Linked DNA regions of Homo sapiens: region 2 is linked to region 1. Evidence: chromatin loops called from intact Hi-C (ENCODE). Cell type or tissue: testis. All regions are shown on one strand. Each heading gives the region's core, and the rest is flanking DNA. Links, peaks and the distances in the headings are about the cores only.

Region 1 (10,827 bases), core at 2,763-7,762:
CTCCAATTTTGAAAGAAATTATTTTGGAAGCATAAACAGAAGACAGCCGCATTTATATACAATGCTCAACAGTACATTTTACTAATAGTGAAGACTTTTAAGACTCTTAAGTCACGTCTATGAAGTAAAAAATGAAGGCAAATTGTATCAATTACCATGTAAATTTGTATTATAATCAGTTGAAATGATTCAGATCCCACTTTTTTTCCCTCCAAAAGCCATCTTTCAACCAAGAAAATCAACTAAAACTAAGGAGAAAAAAAGACAAAATTAGTTACTCACGGTGGGAAAAGAGAAAAGAAGGAAAGGAAGAACAAAAAGAAAACATACCTTTCTGGAAGACTTTAGAAAATTTTAGGCTTAAACACTTGACCTCTGAGATTCCATGAGATGCATCATTATGAAATGTAATTTACTAGGTTGAAATTAAAGAATAATCTCTTACATCTAAGAATACTAGATCTTTCCTCAAAAAACTACAAATAGAACTACCATATGATCTAGCAATTCTACTTCTAGATATATATCCAAAGGAATTGAAATCAATATGTTGAAAAGATTTTTATCTGTGCCCCCATGTTCATTGCAGCACTATTCACAATAGCCTATGATGTGGAATCAACCTAAGTGTTCATCAGTGAATGAATAGCTAAAGAAAATGTGGTATGTATACACAATGGAATGCTATTCAGCCTTAAAAAAATACGGAAATCCTGTCATTTGCAACAGCATGAATGAATTAGAGGACGTTATAGTACATGAAATAAACCAGGCAATAAAGACAAATACCACATGATCTCACATATACATGGAATCTAAAAAAAGTCAAACTCATGAAAGTAAACAGTAGAATGGTAGTTACCAGAGGCTGGGAGTAAGGGGGAGTGGGTAGACAGAGAGATGTTGGTCAAAGGGTACAACATTTAAGTTAGGCGAGAGGAATAAATTTGTGGGATGTGTTACACAGCAGGGTGCCTACAGTTAAAATAGTGTATACATCAAAATTGCTAAAAGAATAAATCTTTTTTTCTTTTCTTTTCTTTTCTTTTCTTTTTTTTTTTTTTAGACAGAGTCTCGCTCTGTCACCCAGGCTGGAGTGCAGTGGCATGATCATGGCTCACTTTAGCCTCAGCCTCCCAGTCTCAAGTGATCCTCTCATCCCAGCCTCCCAAGTAGCTGGGACCATGGGCATACACCACCACGCTGGGCTAATTTTTTAATTTTTGTAGACACGGGGGTCTGACTATGTTGCCCAGACTGATCTTGAACACCTGGGCTCAAGTGATCCTCCCGCCTCAACCTCCCAAAACGCTGGGATTACAGGTGTGAGCCACTGTGCCCAGCCAAAGAGAGTAAATTTCTAATGTCTCACCACAGAAAATTAGTAAGTGATGGATATATTAATTAGCTTGATTTAATCATTCTACAGTGTATTCAAAACATTATATTGTACCCCATAAATATATATACTTATTACTATTATTATTTTCTAGAGACAGGGTGTCACTATATTGCCCAGGCTCGTCTCAAATTCCTGACCTCAAGCAATCCTCCTGCCTTGGCCTCCCAAAGTGCTGGGATTACAAGCGTAAGCCACCATGCCCTGCCACATATATAATGATTATCTGTCAACTAAAAATAATACTAACAATGTGTTTTGAAAAAAATATTAGATCCTACAAAGTTAGTTGTCATTCTAGTCCCTAAAAGGCAGTGCAGCTGAGCTTTTGATTATATGCCTACTCTGGTTTTCTTTAGTTTATTCCCTGTTGATTATTAATAACTTTATAGAAAAAATAAACTTATATGATGTTATAACAGTGTTTTTCAAAGTTAAATAATATAATAATCCCTTTTAGAGGAGCAAAAAATTATTGCATATCTCCAGTGTTAAATTATTTTTATTCCTTTAAGTGTTCATAATCATCAAATTACATATACACTCAGTGTATAGTTTGTTTCAACTATAAAACTGAAATTAATTTTCAAGTTAAGTGCAAACAAAAGCATAAAACTAATAAAATTCAAGGAATAATGTTTTCATAAAACAAAAACAATGGTATGGGTTGAATAGTGGAAAGATGCATTTGGAGATTTTATGCTTCATTGTGTATTGCATTGACTTTGAACACACTGGAACATTATTTGAGTCACGGGCATTTTTCTATTTTTCCTTTTAAATAATGACAATCATTTGAACCAATTCATTGTTTTGAAGAGCTGATCTGCTTCATAGCACCCTCCAAGTTGCGATAGTAATAAAATATTAGAACAATTAAAAGTCATAATAAATGCTTTTCCATTTGGCCTATTTATTACCTCACCTACTAAAGGAAGTGTCATGTGAAGTGTGCTACGAGGTGACTGTCTTCACTACCTCCCTACATCTGAACGACTATGAAACCTTTATTCATATAAAGTGCCAGAACATTACAGGGCCTCCTCTTGGCTCCCACATAATTGTAAACACTCATACGGTTTGGGTATTTGGTTATAAGGTGGTTATCCAAGTGATCTAGAATATACTCACGCCAGAGTTTTAAAATCATCATTGAAATGAAAACACAAAGTTCAGAAACTTTTGCAGAGAACTCGAGGGCTCCTGTGTTACAAAGTTAGTGATTTTAATCAGTTGCTCTTTCCTTTGTTTTGTTTTGCTTTTGTTTCTGAGACGGAGTCTAGCTGTCGCCCAGGCTGGAGTGCAGTGGCGCGATCTCGGCTCACTGCCAGCTCCGCCTCCCGGGTTCACGCCATTCTCCTGCCTCAGCCTCCCGAGTAGCTGGGACTACAGGCGCCCACCACCACGCCCGGCTAATTTTTTTGTATTTTTAGTAGAGATGGGGTTTCACCGTGTTAGCCAGGATGGTCTCGATTTCTTAACCTCGTGATCCGCCCCCCTCGGCCTCCCAAAGTGCTGGGATTACAGGCGTGAGCCACTGCGCCGGGCCAATCAGTTGCTCTTTCTGAAGAGAGTTTCACTGGCACCGCACCACTTGCCACTGAGAGCGCTGGGGTCCAACTAGAAGTCAAATTTGAGCAAATGAATATTGTTTTAGACTACTAAATGTTTAAGACGTCAGACAAGTGATTCTGCTCTACTAATATCAGAAGGATAAGAAGACAGTGGTAGTCAAGCCCATTGTGCTCCCCAGATGGAAACTAATATTCAACTAAAGGTGCAGCTCAAAACTCCGTCTCTGGTACACTGTGTGTGACCGTCTGCCCTATAAGTAGCAAACTCCACCATGAATTGCTGATGCCATTAGTTTCTGTGTATCTCCAAAACACTGACCAGAAAATTCCACAGTAGGGATTTGTAAGAGAATGCCCTCGCTTGTGCATCTTCACAGATTTTTCTGATCAACATGAGCAAGTTTGCCTCCTTGTCCCCTTGAAAATAATAATGTCTTGTGTGGTTGGGTGAAGCTATATATATATATATTTTTTGTTTTGTTTTGTTTTGTTTTGTTTTTGCTAAAAAAAGAATCTTACAGGGAGATAAAGGGATTTCTGGAGGAATTAATTTTTTTTTCAATTATGTGGGACAAATGGTGCTTAAAATGAAGATAGGACAAAGGCTCTTAAATTTTTGACTGAACAATGGAAAGGGAACTTGGATGTGGAACTCCCATCTCCATTCCTGGTTGCAGACTCAGTCTGACGGGGAGGTCTTGCACTCAAAGCTGTCTTCTCTCCACAGCCTCTGAAATCCACGGCCTGTGTGCCCCAATTAGTACACTCTGCCAGGGGACAAATGAAGCACCCTACTGGCTTTTAAAAACATAGCTGGAGGTGTAGACCCTTATTAGACAGATCCAAAGTTTAAGACATAACCTTACTGACAGAAGACACCTCCTCATCTTATTTCCTGGCCCCATCTCTTCCCTGCCCACTGTGCTTTAGCTCCTTTGAGTTTTGTGGGCTGGTTACTGAGGCCTTAGATAAAATGCAATTTACCTGTATTTCTAATTTTTCAGCAAGTTAGAGTGCCCTCTGGTGGGAATGTCTCCAGTAGTTACCCAGGTCTTGCAGACTATCTGAATTTGTGAGTCCACATTTTCTGCTTGTGCTAAGCTGAACACGGTCTCTCACTGCTCCCTTTTTATTCAACTCAGCCTCATGAGTTTCACAGCCAGAGATAAGTGAGAAAGGATGGAAATGTGGTCATCAGTAGCCAGTGGTATATTTTTCTAAGCAATATTGATTTTATTTATGTTTATTTTCAAATGTGGTAGTGGTGGGGAGTGGGGAGGATGTAGTAATTTCCCAGAGTAAGCCAGAATGATGGTTCCAAATTCAAGAAATACTAAATGTATTTAACTCCACTCGCAAAGGAAACATTTGGGTTATCAAATGACTCATTGTGTAACTAAGTGTCCTGTTTTTAAAAGTTTTTCTCTCTCTCTTTCCTGCCCGTTCCTTGTCTTGCCTTTAACAATGAGATAATAGTCTTTGCTCTCACTCTTTCTCCCAGGCACCCCTTTGCACAGTGTTTCCCTTATCTAATTACGTGTTTGTTTAGAAGTTCCAGAGACTAAATCTTAAAGCAATTCAGTCTACTGTGGGATTCTCCCCCACCTGGAGATTACTTCAAGGCTGCAGTTAATTTGCAACCTGGCTGTCCCAGAGATGGCACTAGCCCACACACCAGATGGGGCAACAGCTCAAGATAGTCATCAGAACAAGTCACATAGGCTGACCCCTATCACCACTCCTGCATGCCCATCATACCAAACTCCCCTTTAGCCTTTACCCTTGACCTAGAAAGCTGAAACGGTTTCTTTAAGGCACTAGCTTTGGCCATTTTTCCACTGCTAGCTCTGGAATAAAGTAACTTTCCTTTAGCTGTAGTTCATCTTTGTTATTGGCTTTGCAAGTGGTGAGCAGCTGAGCCTGCACTCGGTAACAATTGGGAACCTAAATATAGTATTTCCTGTGATGTTTAAGCACTCAGGGGCTTACTCTCCCTTTAGTATCAATTGTTCAGATCTCACCATAACAAAGTTGAGAGTTCCAATGTAAGTAGTTTGCAAAATTTTAGTCCAAAATGTAATAAGACAGACTGAGGATTAGTAATAGTTTAAATACACAGTTTAGTTACTACTTCAAGGCATTTTTTTTTGGTGGGGGGTGGGGGGGCGGGTCTTAGTATGTTGCCTAGGCTGGTCTCGAACTCCTGGGCTTACAGAATCCTCCTGTCTCAGCCTCCCAAAGCAATGAGATTAGCCACTGTGCCCAGCCTCAAGGCATAATTAAAAAATTTTTTTATTTAGAATATTTTTAAATATTTACAAAATAGTATATGAGAGACTATAATAAGCCCCCATTTAGCTATCAGATAGCTTCAACAGTTGCCAACTTATTACTAGTCTTATTTCTCTATGCCTTCTTCCTCCTTTCTCAATTATTCAGAAGTAAACTTCAGACCTCTTACCCTTTCATCTATAAATATTTCAGAAGAGATCTCTAAGAGATTAGAACTTCCTTTCAAAAATATAACCACAAATCATCATACACAAAAAAATTAATGACAATTCCCTAATATATCGAGGTAATGTTTAAATTTCCCTCTGTCTCTTTTAATCTATGGATTCTCCTCTCTCTCCTTTCTTTTTACTCAATATATTTTATAAGAAACCGAATCACTTATATGCAGTTCCTACAATCTAGATTTATCTCAATGTATCATTTTGGTGTTGTATAAGGAGCTCCTCTGTTATTAAATAACTAGTTAGATCTAGAAACTTGATCAGATTCAGGTTCAATGTTTGGCAAGGCAACTTCACAGGCAATGAGGCAGCTTTCCACCAGGAGGCGCAGTTGGTCCCTTTTTGAGATGTTTGCAGCTATTGACGGATAAACCACTGCATTGATTTATTAATAAACTTTAACAGTTGCAAAATGGTGATATTCTAACTGTGCCATCCCCTTTTCTTTCATTAGCTTTTTAATGATTCTTTGAAGAAATTTCCCCTCATGAATCATTTTATTACTTTAAGATGCAATTTGTATAGAGAGCCTAGAAAAATGCTTGATTTTTTTTCCTTGCCAGTTTTCAAAACGAGTTAGTTCTTCTGAAGAATAGAGAGGAAAAACAAATTCAGTTTCTCACACTATAGTCTCACAACCCACTTCTGACACCAGAAGCAGGGGTGTTCTCCTCCCCTCCCCGTCCCCTGACCAGCCGACCTCAAGCAAGCAATCAATTCTGCAGGAGACACTAGCTGGGTGTCCTCTAATTCAATTCAGTTCTGACACTAACTACCTGGAGACAGTGTTGCAGGACAGAGAAATATGTTACAGGAAAGAGGTCCCAATCCAGACCCGAGAGAGGGTTCTTGGATCTCGTGCAAGAAAGAATTCAGGGCAAGTTCGCAGTGCAAAGTGAAAGGAAGTTTATTAAGAAAGTAAAGGAATAAAAGAATGGCTATTCCATAGTCAGAGCAACCCTGAGGGCTGCTGGTTGCCCATTTTTAATGGCTATTTCTTGATGATATGCTAAACAAGGGGTGGATTATTCATGCCTCCCCTTTGTAGACCATATAGGGTAACTTCCTGACGTTGCTATGGCATTTGTCAACCGTCATGGTGCTGGTGGGAGTGTCCAGTAAGGATGACCAGAGGTCAGTCTTGTCGCTATTTTGGTTTTGGTGGATTTTGGCCCACTCCTTTACTGCAACCTGTTTTATCACCAAGGTCTTTATGACCTGTATTTTGTGCTGATCTTCCATTTCATCCTGTGACTTAGAATGCCTTAACCATCTGGGAATGCAGCCCAGTGGGTTTCAGCCTCATTTTACCCAGCTATTTGAGATGGAGTTGCTCTGATTCACACACCTTTGACAATAGCATCAGAACCCACAGGTTGAGGGCTCAGCCCCACAAGAGTTCTTCCCACTTCAGATCTGAAGTAACAAGTTCTCACCCATATTTCTGTCCAATCGGCTATAAATTGGGTTTCTATGACCGCCCTGCTCTGGCTTTATTAATTTGTTCGGACAATTCACAGAACTCAGGAAAACACGTTTTCTGGCTTATTATTGTAAAAGATATTACAAAGGCTACAGAAGAACAGTCAGATGGAACAGGTGCACACAGCAAGGTATGTGGGAAGGGGTGTGGAGTTTCCATGCCGTCTCTGCCACCCTCCAGGAACCTCCATATGTTCAGCTATCCAGTCTTTTTGGATTTTTATGGAAGCTTCATTACACAGGCATGACTGATTAAATTATTGGCCATTGGTAATGAACTCAACCTTCAGGCCCTCTCTCCTCACCAAAAGTTGAGGTGTTGGGGCTGGAAGCCCCAACCCTGTAATTATGCCTTATTGTTTCCAGTGACCAATTCTTATCCTGAGGCTATCCAGGGAAAGCCAGTCATGAATCATTAGCATACAAAAAGACACATCACTTTGGAGATTCCAAGGATTTTAGAAGCTATGTGCCAGGAAATGGGAAGAAGACCAAATATCTGTTTTACAACATCACAGTTCCCTAACATCATCCAAAGGTGACAAGTGAGGTTTTAAAAAATCATTATGAATTCATGTATGTGAATATATTTGATATTTTTCAATCCACTGAAGTTATTATACTTGTCGATGCTCAAATTTTCCCATCTTTAACCAGTGGGAACCTATTTAAGTTGGCTCCCAAATCCTTTTGACATAACCCTACTGGCCTTTAAAACTTCCCTGCTTTCCGACATGATAAGATGTTCCAGGCTTTCTTTACGTTTCCTAATCCGACCCAGGCCTGGGGTTAGCCATTTTTCCAAGGCAGAGGTTCTCAAAGTTTGGCCCAGGTCCTCTTAAGAGTCCCTGTGATCCTTTTATGGGGTCCGTGATGTCAAGATTATTTTCATAGTAAGAGTTATCACTCAGTATCCATGTCCCCAAGGATACTGAGGGTCCCAGGACCCCTCTCAGATACCCAAATCCACAGATGCTCATCTCCCTTGATAAAAGAAAAACTGTAGACAAATTAAATTTAACAAAGTTTAATTGATCAAGGAAAAAGCAATTCGCAAATTGGGCCCTCAGAATCACAGCAAATTCAGAGAGTTATTTCTGCACAGTTGGAGAGATTTTAAGAATAGAAAAAGGAAACTGAAATACAAAAAAAAAAAAAAACACAACAGAAGTGAGGTACAGAAACAGCCAGATTGGTTACAGCTTGGCGTTTGCCTTATTTAGACCTGGTTTGGACAGTTGGCCACCTGTGAGTGGCTGAAGTATGGCTGCAGTGATTGACTGAGATGCAGCTATTGTTACAGAAGTATGTCTCCATTAGATTTTTCAGTTTGCTTATCTATTAAGTTAGGTTGCAATTCCTAAGTAAGAACTCCAGTATGCAAGTATGGAGACTTTCTCGGGCCAGATTTTAGTTTGGTTTAGCACCCTCATATAAAATGGGGTAGTATTTGCATATAACCTATGCACATCCTCACATATACTTTAAATCATCTCTAGGTTATGTAACTGAGTATCCCCATTTTTCTAAGAAAAAGAGAATGAGTTATTTTTTTTATTAGTTTTCTTCTTTTCTCTTCTGTTTCTTGCTATTCTCCACTTCCTACTAGCCCGTTTGAAATGCAATTATAACCTTTACCTCCCCTTCACCAGACACTCCCTACAGGGCAAGTTCATCTAACTTTGTACTCAGAAGCTCCAGAACAAACTCTCACCCACCAGGAGATTGCCTCAAGAGGTAACAGTCGATTTACAACCCAAAGTATACATGATGAGAAACTCTTTCCCACCGGGAAAGTTTTTGGCCATTTTAATAACTTATTTCTGCCCATGAAGATGCCAACTTGACTGCCTAGTAGATAAGGTGCCAAGCTAGCATGTGGACTTCCTACCCACTTGCTGTCTCCCCTGCCTTTCGAAAGTACCCACTTTCTGCTCCAAAAGTGGAGCAGTACCTTTGAGGCTGGAAGCCCATACTTCTTCCCCTAAGCTAGCTTTGGAATACAAAGTCACTTTCTTTATACCAGACCTCGCTCTTGTTAACTGGACTCTGCAAGTGTTGAGTGACTAAACCTGTGTTTCAGTTACAATTACTTATAATACCTAATACAATGTCAATACTCTGTCAATAGTTGTTAGGCTGTATTGTTTAAAATTCATATTACTTTTTATTGTTTTTTTTCCTGAATAGTTTCTATCTGTGGTTGGCTGAATATGTAATTGTGGAACCCACAGATACAGATGACTGACTGTTTGCCCTTTTTATTTTACCCTTATAAAGTCTCATTCTCTCACAAATATACATGGGGATTTTCAGAGGCTATACGATGTGTTACATTATGATTGAATGCAGAAGCAGTTATAACAATTCTGCTGTCATTTATGAAGCAAGACATTAAAGACATTTACAAAAATGTAAAACAATGGCACTCTTCTCACTAATTTTTTAATGAGTACATTGTTACTTTAAAATGTTTAATTTCTAATGCAGTAAACATCAATAGATTAACCCACATAAACAAAAGCTCTTTGGGATCTCCAACAATTTTTAAGAATTTGAAGAAGTCTTGGAAGCAAAACTTTTGAGAACTGCTGCTTCAAGCAGTCCTAGTTCCTTTCAGTGGAAAATGTACATGAGAGATCACAACCTAAGAACAAAAGATGCTCATGATTATTGGTTTGCCAATTTCTTTTAGGCCATTATCAACAGGTAGAGCTAAGACAAAATTATATACATTTTTAAAGATAAAATACAATATGAGTTCATACTGATTCTTCCTGTTCACAATTTGACTATAGGATTTTTACTTAAACACATACAATTTATATACATGTCTCCCCATACCAAAAAAGATCAGTTTTTACAACACTCACGTAAACAGTTATTTTCAGTGTCAGATTAACAATACCATGATCAACACCACTATCCTCAATATGATTATTTAAAACAGTTTAAGATTTTTTTTTTTTTTTTTTGAGACGGAGCCTCTCTCTGTCACCCAGGCTGGAGTGCAGTGGCGCGATCTCGGCTCACTGCAAGCTCCGCCTCCCAGGTTCATGCCATTCTCCTGCCTCAGCCTCCCGAGTAGCTAGGACTACAGGCGCCTGCCACCACACCTGGCTAATTTTTGTATTTTTAGTAGAGACGGGGTTTCACTGTGTTAGCTAGGAAGGTCTCGATCTCCTGACCTTGTGATCCACCCGCCTTGGCCTCCCAAAGTGCTGGGATTACAGGCGTGAGCCACCACGCCTGGCCAAGATTTTTTTTAAGTTGTTTTTTTTTTGTTTGTTTTTGCGGGTTGTCTCTCAGTGGATTTACAATAATTCAATGGTTTAAAGTTATAGTTGATCCTTGAAAAAAACAGGTTGAACTTCGAGGGTCCATCATACGTGGATTTTCTTCTGCCTCTGGCACCCCAAGACAGCAAGACCAACCCCTCTCTTTGCCTCCTTATGATTTTCTTAATAACAGTTTATTTTCTCTGGCTTACTTTATTGTAATAATATAGCATATAATACATATACAAAATGTGTGTTAATTGACTGTATGTTATCAGTAAAACTTCTGGTCAAGAGTAGGCTATTAAGTTTTTGGAGAGTCCAAAGTTATATGTGGATGTTTGATTGTGCCAAGTGGAGGGGATTGGCACTACTAACCCTAGCGTTGTTACAAGGGCTATTGTATTTAGAATGATGTGTACCTTTGAGATTATGCCACCAAGTGGACCAATTAAGAGCTACTGGTTTTTACTTGATTTTTATGGACTGCTTTTTGTAAATTTAATTTTGTTTTGTAATGATATTGTTAAAATTAAAACTTTAGAAAAATTAAATTTAGCAGAAATTAATTGAGCAAT
Region 2 (9,913 bases), core at 1,414-6,413, 390 kb before region 1:
TTCTCACTGTACATAACTCTATGAGGTTACGTGCTATTGTTATGCCCCTTTAGTGGATGAGCATCTAATATTCTACAATGGTTCCTGGGCACTATCCAAAGTTGGTATTGATTCTGATGCATCAACTCATTATTTTTCTTATCAATTGAACAGTATAAATGCAAGACTAACAGCAGAAGCCATAGAACCCAGGGGCCTTGGACCTGTGCTGATCAAAAGCTTTCCGTGGCATTTCATTGATTTCCCTGAGATCAGCCAGTTCCTTTAGCCCTTTTTGTCCATCTCTCATTCCCAACATCTTTCATCTCTTTTCTCTGCTCCTTCTGCACTCCAGGATTGTAATCCTTAGGTCATTAGTCCATCCATCCATAGTTCTTCTATCTGGCTTGATGCTGGACCTTTGGGCCTGCTTGATTGTCTGCTTCGTCTCCTGAGGTGGTTGTCTACATACACTGTGGCTCCTGGACGTTCTTCCCCAACCCAGCTGCAGAGGGCATGTGGCTTCATAGCCTTTTATTTGCTGTCATCAGGTACCAGGCACAGAAACTCTTGAAAATTGTCTGGGCACGGTGGCTCACGCCTGTAATCTCAGCACTTTGGGAGGCCGAGGCGGGCAGATCACAAGGTCAGGAGATCGAGACCATCCTGGCTAACATGGTGAAACACCGCCTCTACTAAAAATACAAAAAAAAAATTAGCCGGGCATGGTGGCGGGCACCTGTAGTCCCAGCTACTTGTGAGGCTGAGGCAGGAGAATGGTGTGAACCCAGGAGGCGGAGCTTGCAGTGAGCCGAGATTGTGCCACTGCACTCCAGCCTGGGTGACAGAGTGAGACCCCATCTCAAAAAAAAAAAAAAAAAAAAAAAAAAAATCATGGGCATATTAGTTAAAAACAGGCTCTGGATTCAGACCTGGGTTCCAGTCCTGGCTCTGCTACTCACAGCTGAGGGATCTTGGGCAAGTTACTTATTTTCTCTGAACTTTGGAATTCACATATGTAAATGAGCATAACAGAGTTGAGTTATAAGGATTAAATAATCTATGTAAAGGGTTTAGCATAGTATCTTGCATAGAGAAAGACTCAATAAATGGTAACTGGAAGCCTCTGCTTTTATCTCAGTGGAGGCTGGGAAAGAGGAATTCACCTTATCCATGCCTCTCTCTGCATCTGAAGCCTTACTGCCCCTGGAAACTTTCTAAATATGTACTCCATGGACTCCTTAGATCAGAATTACTGGTTTCCCTTTAAAAAAATGTAAGCACTTGGGCTTTACCAAATAATTACTGAATCACAATCCTGAGGGCCTAAGAATCTTCATTTTAAACCATTCAGGATGAACTTGATTTTATTGATGTTTGAGAACCACAATATAAATGAACCTTTGGCTTCAAAGCACCTTGCATTTCTGAAGCTTATGGATTTGGCTGTTCCCTGCCAGGACACAAATAGCATTTTCTGGTTAGCTGCCTGGGCCTGTCATAGGTCTGCCTTCCCTCTGCTGTGTCAGGGTTATTTCAGAGTCTGGGGAGACCTCCGGCATTAGCTGAAGGGGAGTCCCTCGTTACAGGGATCAGCCCTTCCTTTCTTCAGGAGTTTGGCAGAGCTCCTTTGGCCCCAGGCTCTTAGGAGCCATGTCTGGAGATGACTTCCCCTCAGTTGCTCCCGTTCCCTCTTCATGCCCAGAGATCAGTCCAGTGGCTTGGTCTGGGACCTGTAATGAACGCTGCCAGCCTTAGGCTCAGAGCGTAAGTATTTTTCCTTCTCTGGGCCTGTCTCTGAGATACCCAGGTACAAATGGTCCTTGTAGGGACTAGATCATACTTGAGATGGTAGTTAAGGATGTCTTTAGATTCAGGGATATTTTCTAGAGCCTGGCATCTGATAGTCACACAGACTGGACATGGCTGGATATCAGAGAGTTAGGACTCATCTGTCAGTGTTGGCCTAAATGCTTCCCTCTGCTTCCAACAACTCCAACTTGGAGGGAGACTTTCGCAGGGCTCTGAAGATTCTACCATAGACTAATTTTTAAAAATGTGATGAAAGCCGTGAAACCTCTTCAGCATAATGAATATTTACACATTTTGTATATGTTATCAGGGAATTTATGGAGCCACTGACGTGCTTCCATAGGGTCTGTGGACCCCAGTTTAAGAATCTCAAGAGAAAAGGGTCATTACCATGCATCTGGGATATACAGGAGGGGTCTCAGGTCACTGTGGAGGACTGGCGCCCACCACCATGCCTGGCTAATTTTTATATTTTTAATAGAGATGAGGTTTCACCATGTTGGCCAAGCTGGTCTCAAACTCCTGAGCTCAAGTGATCTTCCCACCTCAGCCTCTCAAAGTGCTGGGATTACAGGCGTGAGCCACTGCGCCAGGCTTTTTTTTTTTTTTTTTTAAATATTTTACCAACCAAGAAGAAGCATTGTAGTTCTGGCAGCCACAAGTTGAAAGCTGACACAACCCACTGCCCCCACCCCCAACTAGTACTGTTTGACATTTATTGGAGGAAAAAAACTATCATTTATTCACATTGAAGAATTAGTTACTGGCCAAAGACCTTTTGTAGAATCTTCTCCAGAAACTGTGGGAGGTCCTCCTAGAATGCTAGTTGGAGTTGCCAGGGTCCAGAGGCACCTCCATGTCCTGGGTCACCAGACCACCAGCCTTTGCGGCTCTTTCCCCAGCTGCATTCTGGAGGTAGGAAGCTGGGCCCAGGGCAGAGAAGGGGGCATCTGGGGATGTCTGAAGAGCCAGTTGAGCAGCTGAATCACAGGCATTCTCTAGGTTACAAATACATTGCTCAGAGACTAGGACTGCTTTCGAGAACCCACAAAGTGGAAGATGTTCATGACAAAGCAAGAGGGTCAATAGGTCAAATACTAAAATGTGTTCCCTCCAGCTGGCCAGGCATTAGGAAAGAGACCCAAGATGTGGGAGGGAGGCCCCAATAGGTATCTGAATCCCCCACATCCCCGCAGTAGCTCAAAGCCTCTATGTCCCCTTTATGTGAATGAGAAAAGGCATGCCCTGCAAGCAGAAGCTTTTAGCTCACACTCACTTGAGACTGAGGGCCACATAGGGTGCAACCGTACGTACAATCTTACGGTGTGGGGTCCCTGTTTCTCATGAGGTTCTCTAGGAAAGGTAGTTTTTTTGGTTCTCCATCATGTACCCAACGAAATTAAAAGAATATGGAACAAAACAGCCTTGCAATAAAATTTCGTTGAGTGAATGACACCTGTGTCAATACACTTGGAATGGATGTAGAAAAGATAACTTTTTCTGTTACATCTGAATTTGATTGGCAAGCATGTTGTCCAGTGAGTCTGCATCTTTGCCCTTAGAAACAGTTATTTTTATTTTTTAAATCCCTTTTTTTCACAGGTGTTGATCTTTAATTTTTTTTATTTAAACATTTTTTCTTGCCTTCTTCATTTTTCCTTCATATGACTTTGGAAACATTCTGATAAACATCTTACTGCCATTGTTTATGGGAAAAAAGTATATCTTACAGGTTAGAATTAGTGGAACATAAGCATGTTAATATTTTTCCACAGAATTTTCCAAATCTTTGCTAACAAAGCAAGTGATTAGGGAAACTGGGGTTTTCCGTATCTTTTCTGTGAATGGTCTATTTTCGGGGCTTGCCATGTTTGGCCACCAGATGGCAGCATTTGAACAATAAATTTTTAATTGTCTTCCACAAGACAAAGCTGTTTTTGAAGCCCTTTTATAAAGTATCTTATGTTTCAGAATCAATGCTTCAAAATAAAATATTTAAGGGGCTTTTAAAATAAGACTGATGTGTGTTTAACGTATCTCCTAATTAAGATAGAAGTTTGAGGGAAAACCAGTGTGTGGGTCAAAATACAAAACATACACGATTGACTGGGAGGCTGTTTGGCTGAGAGGTGAAATAGACTCTAAAGTTGGCTGGAAGCTGGGCGCGATGGCTCACGCCTATAATCCCAGCACTTTGGGAGGCTGAGGCTGGCGGATCATTTGAGGTCAGGAGTTCGAGAACAGCCTAGCCCCTAGCCAACATGGCAAAACCCTGTCTCCACCAAAAATACAAAAATTAGCCAGGTGTGGTGGCACGCGCCTGTAATCCCAGCTACTTGGCTGGCTGAGGCACGAGAATCGCTTCAACCCAGGAGGCAGAGATTGCTGTGAGCTGAGATCGTGCCATTGCACTCCAGCCTGGGTGACAGATCAAGACTGTGTCTCAACAAACAAACCCCAAAAAACATTCTTTCTATTAAAAAAAATAATAAGTTGGCTAGAGCCAAGGTTGAAGCCTGATTCTGGCAATCATGAAATGGGTCTTGGGGCATGTCAATGCATGGTAGGCATTGAAAATATGCTGGCAAATTTTCTTAATTTGACCCCAAGTTAGTGACTGTTGTTCACATCACAAGAATACCTGGGAGTAGCACTGGTAGCAGACACTTCTTTTGGGCATATTCTTCAAAAATGGCATCATTTTTACATCGACAATTGCTAAGTCGCTGGTGGTCAAATATTAGAGGAAGCACTGTCAAAGCAGGACGGTCAATATACAGAGAAGGTAAAGGGCTGTGTCTGCATTTTCCATGGGCCAGCTTCCCCGCAAACCTCCTTTTGATAGAAGAACCTAGCTTCATCTGTCTTCCATCTCTTCCAAGCCTTCTGTCTTTTAAGCAGGCAGAATAAAAGCTCCAATGCCAAAGAGTACAAGAATATTAAAATTGAAAAGGACTTTATGTACCAGGGGTCCTGACATTTTGAGGGAGTCATAGATCCAAAATTTGGTGAAGATGATAGCCCCTTTCCCATATGTTTTGCATGTAATTTCAAGGGAAGCACCCCAAAAATCAATAATCCATGGATTTTCTAGGGCAGGTCTTCTCAGCTGGTGTGCGTGTGTGTGTGTGTGTGTGTGTGTGTGTGTGTGTGTGTGTGTGTGTGTGTATCCCCTAGATTCTAATTATTTTGAACCAACTGGCAGTCCTTTTTTCCAAACTACACACAGAAAGTCACTCTGCTACCACTGGGCATCTAATCTCTCTGGTGCTTTGGGGCAAAGTTTAATCTCTTGCCTGGAGAATCTATCAGAACTCTTTATTCTAGTAGCCTCTGATGTTCCATTGAGGGATTTGAAACATAGAAGTGACTTATAATATCAGCAACCAACTTATGTCCTAATTAAACATCAAGAGTGCTTGCATTCCCAAATTCATGCTGGGAGAGAATATACTAAAACGTTAATTAGCGGTCCTCTCTTGGTGGTAAGAATGTGGATAATTTAAATTGTGTTATATTGTTGTGCACGCTTCTAAATTAGCTACAGTGAATACATATTTGGGAGTGTGAAAAAAGCCTCAAATTTTATTTTTAAAAAGTGATAGGTCACAAAGGAATGTAATCAACATTCAATTATTTATATTAATAGCTGATACAACAAAAAGTGGCTAATTTTTTTTTTTTTTTTACAAATAATGCCAGTTCCATTCGAGTGTTCTGTGGCCCTCCAGAGACAGGCATCCTGCAAGGCCAGATTTCAAGACCAAATTTGCTTGAGTCTGAGAATGACACACGTGAAGGTAATTCATTTGATCTGATGGATCTGATATTCCTAACACTAGATCTAGAAAAATAGTGGCTTTTTCTCTGTTTGCCCCTAACCTCAATGTCTGCGAGACACCAACTACATTTTAGTTATTCAAAATTGCTGTCCATAGCAACTTTCTGTTTGTACTTACAAATGCCTTTCACCACCCATTGAGATCCCATGATTTCCCTTGTAAATTATGTTGATATGAAATGTTACATTTGGTTTCCAAATACTGAACCACCTTGAATTCTGGGGGTGAATCCTCTTGGTTCCCTAGGGCTTCTCTTTCAGTATTGACTTTGACTCTGAAACATTCGTGATGGGATGGGTTTGGGGAATAAGATTTATAGATTGATTTATGTATTTGGCCTGGTCCCCAGATTTTAACAAAAGTATCAGGAAAAGGGGAAGAAAAGATGGAAAATGAGAAGAATGGTTAGAATTTTGGCTTGTTGGATCAGTTCCCAGAACATCCTTTGTGTTAGAGAAATCAAGTAATGGGAGAAGTGGAAAGAAAACAAAAAAGTTAGTGAAGCTAAACCAATCTACATAGTGAAGACAGAAGGGGGTGAAGGACTGAAAAAGATAGGTGAATATTTGGGGCAGACTTTGAGGCATCTGGGAAGTGGGAGCTTTGGAGGGCTCTGGGAGATTTGGGGAAAAGAAGGGGATTTGAAGAAGGGTTGGTCTCTCTGGGTATAAATGAGTCCCTTTTAATATATTTTTGAGAGACAAACAAAGATTATATACTTGATTAATTTTTTTTTCTTTTTTTGGTAGAGACAGGGTCTCACCATGTTGCCCAGGCTGATCTTGAACTCCTGGCCTCAAGGGATCCTCCCATCAGCCTTCCAAAGTGTTGGGATTATAGGCATAAGCCACTGCACCTGGCCTTTTTGGCCACATTTTGACTTCTGTTGTTCCTATTCCAATTTCTCATTTCTTGCATTTTGTATTTCTTCTTTTTTTCTTGATAATATTTGCTAGATGTCTGCTTATAAAACGCTGTTTTTTAGAAAAGTAGGTTTTCTTTATAACTCTTATTTTTGCCTTTTCTTTTGCTTTAAAAAAAAACTTTTGAGTCAAAGTTCATATACTTTAATATTAAGAATTTTCTTTTGGCTGGGTATGGTGACTTACACCTGTAATCCCAGCACTTTGGGAGGCTGAAGCAGGCAGATTGCTTGAGCCCAGGAGTTCGAGATCAGCCTGGGCAACATGGTGAGACTCCATCTCTAAAAAAAAAAGTTAAAAAATTAGCTGGGTGTGGTGGCAAACACTTGTAGTCCCAGCTGCTCAGGAGGCTGAGGTGAGGATTGCTTGAGTCTGGGAGGTCAAGTCTGCAGTGAGCCGTGGTCATGCCACTGCACTCCAGCTTGGGTGACAAGCTGGAGTCTCTTTTGGGTCTCAAAAAGAAAAAAAAAGAATTTTATTTTTATGATGAAATAAATTTTTAAAAATAATGAAAATATTTATGGCTATAAATTGAATGTTGGGTTGGACCTGAGATTTACAGAGACTGCCTTGGCTGTTGATAAGAAGAAAATACTTACTCTAGTTTCAAGACCTGAACCATCAGGTTTTCTTGTTTCCATCAGAGAAGTCACATGTCAGGATGCTTAAGTGTAGGATAAGGCTTTGCTCCTTGTATATTTCACAAATTTTTTTTTCTTTTTTCTTTTTTTGAGATGGGTTCTAACTCTGTCACCTAGGTTGGAGTGCAATGGCATGATTATAACTCACTGCAGCCTTGAACTCCTGGGTTCAAGTGATCCTTCCACCTTAGCCCACAAATATTGTTTCTTCCTATTTTCTTATACATGAGTAGCCTTCTACCCCCGAGCACAGAAACACAGGATCTGCTATTAGTCTTTTATACTTCAGCATGATTTTACAGATCACTATTATCTTTTCCAGACAGGAATTTGCATTTCAATTCTTTTTGTACAACAAAAAGCTTTGTCCTCAATTGAAGGATTTTTAATTTTAACGAAGTCCAATTTTTACATTTTATCTTTTGTAAATTGTATTTTGGTGTTGTAAAGTCATTGCTAAACTCAAGGTCACCTAGATACCTAGATTTTCTCCTATATTATCTTCTAGGAGTTTTATACTTTTATGTTTTATATTTATGTCTGTGATCCATTATGTCTATGAGTTAATTTTTGTGAAAGGGGTAAGATTGTTATTTAGATTCATTTCCGTGAATGTCCAGTTGAAGCATTTTTAAGCATTATCAGATGGGGAATATTTTTTTTTTTAGTGAGAAAAGACATTTATTTTCTTATGTAAAACATATATTGCATATAACAGTAATAATGACATAAGTTGATTTATAAAGAAGGCAAAAATAAACAATATTCAGAATAAAAAGCTGATAGCAGTAGAAATTTAAAAATTGAAAACTTTTTTTTTTTTTTTTGAGACGAAGTCTCACTCTTGTCCCCCTGGCTGGAGTGTGATGGCACAATCTTGGCTAACTGCAACCTCCACTTCCCAGGTTCAAGCAATTCTCCTGCCTCAGCCCCGCGAGTAGCTGGGATTACAGGCATCTGCCACCATGCCTGGCTAATTTTCGTGTGTGTGTATATATATATATATACACACACACACATATATGTATATACACACACACATGCATATATATATACACATATATATACACACACATGTATCTACACATACATACACATATATATATATATACATTTATTACACTTTAAGTTCTAGGGTACATATGCACAACGTGCAGGTTTGTTCCATAGGTATACATGTGCCAAGTTGGTTTGCTGCACCCATTAATGTCATTTACATTAGGTATTTCTCCTAATGCTATCCCTCCCCCAGCCCCCTACCCCACGACAGGCCCTGGTGTGTGATGTTCCCCACCCTGTGTCCAAGTGTTCTTATTGTTCAATTCCCACCCATGAGTGAGAACATGTGGTGTTTGGTTTTCTGTCCTTGTGATAGTTTGCTGAGAATGATGGTTGCCAGCTTCATCCATGTCCGTGCAAAGGACATGAACTCATCGTTTTTTATGGCTGCATAGTACTCCATGGTGTATCTGTGCCACATTTTCTTAATCCAGTCTATCATTGATGGACATTTGGGTTGGTTCCAAGTCTTTGCTATTGTGAATAGTCCTGCAATAAACATATGTGTGCATGTGTCTTTATAGTAGCATGATTTATAATCCTTTGGGTATATACCCAGTAATAGGATCACTGGGTCAAATGGTATTTCTAGTTCTAGATCCTTGAGGAATCACCACACTGTCTTCCACAATGGTTGAACTAGTTTACACTCCCACCAACAGTGTAAAAGCATTCCTATTTCTCCATATCCTCTCCAGCATCTGTTGTTTCCTGACTTTTTAATGATCGCCATTCTAACTGGTGTGAGATGGTATCTCATTGTGGTTTTGATTTGCATTTCTCTGATGACCAGTGATGATGAGCATTTTTTCATGTGTCTATTGGCTGCATAAATGTTTTCTTTTGAGAAGTGTCTATTCATATCCTTTGCCCACTTTTTGATGGGGTTGTTTTTTTCTTCAAAATTTGTTTAAGTTCTTTGTAGATTCTGGATATTAGCCCTTTGTCAGATGAGTAGATGGCAAAATTTTTCTCCCATTCTGTAGGTTGCCTGTTCATTCTGATGGTAGTTTCTTTTGCTGTGCAGAAGCTGTTTAGTTTAATTAGATCGCATTTGTCTATTTTGACTTTTGTTGCCATTGCTTTTGGTGTTTTAGTCATGAAGTCCTTGCCCATGCCTATGTCCTGAATGATATTGCCTAGGTTTTCTTCTAGGGTTTTTATGGTTTTTAGGTCTTACATTTAAGTCTTTAATCCATCTTGAATTAATTTTTGTATAAGGTGTAAGGAAGGGATCCAGTTTCAGCTTTCTACATACGGCTAGCCAGTTTTCCCAGCACCACTTATTAAATAGGGAATCCTTTCCCCATTTCTTGTTTTTGTCAGGTTTGTCAAAGATCAGATGGTTGTAGATGTGTGGTGTTATTTCTGAAGCCTCTGTTCTGTTCCATTGGTCTATATCTCTGTTTTGGTACCAGTACCATGCTGTTTTGGTTACTGTAGCCTTGTAGTATAGTTTGAAGTCAGGTAGCATGATGCCTCCAGCTTTGTTCTCTTTGCTTAGGATTGTCTTGGCAATGCAGGCTCTTTTTTGGTTCCATATGAACTTTAAAGAAGTTTTTCCCAATTCCGTGAAGAAAGTCATTGGTAGCTTGATGGGGATGGCATTGAATCTATAAATTTCATTGGGCAGTATGGCCATTTTCATGATATTGAT

What was found. A loop is a pair of places that touch in the nucleus more often than their neighbours do. Peaks named below come from ENCODE experiments on the same cell type or tissue, not always from the same donor. Only the 100,000 strongest peaks of a DNase experiment are listed, where the experiment ranks them.
Region 2: a loop joins it to region 1, with 3 times the contacts of the local background. A loop is called at or near these places in 102 of 110 quality-filtered maps.

What each region holds. Positions count from the first base shown.
Region 1 is chr9:32,574,890-32,585,716 of GRCh38, reverse strand. No RefSeq gene overlaps it. Among named protein-coding and RNA genes, the nearest start is that of NDUFB6, 7.1 kb to the right of the region's middle. In testis, for the core only: CTCF peaks have their summits at 4,021 (motif pointing left) and 5,797 (motif pointing right); DNase peaks (open chromatin) are centred at 4,016, 4,626 and 5,806; H3K4me3 peaks cover 347 bases; H3K27ac peaks cover 2,613 bases.
Region 2 is chr9:32,962,354-32,972,266 of GRCh38, reverse strand. No RefSeq gene overlaps it. Among named protein-coding and RNA genes, the nearest start is that of APTX, 34 kb to the left of the region's middle. In testis, for the core only: a CTCF peak has its summit at 3,642 (motif pointing right); a DNase peak (open chromatin) is centred at 3,656.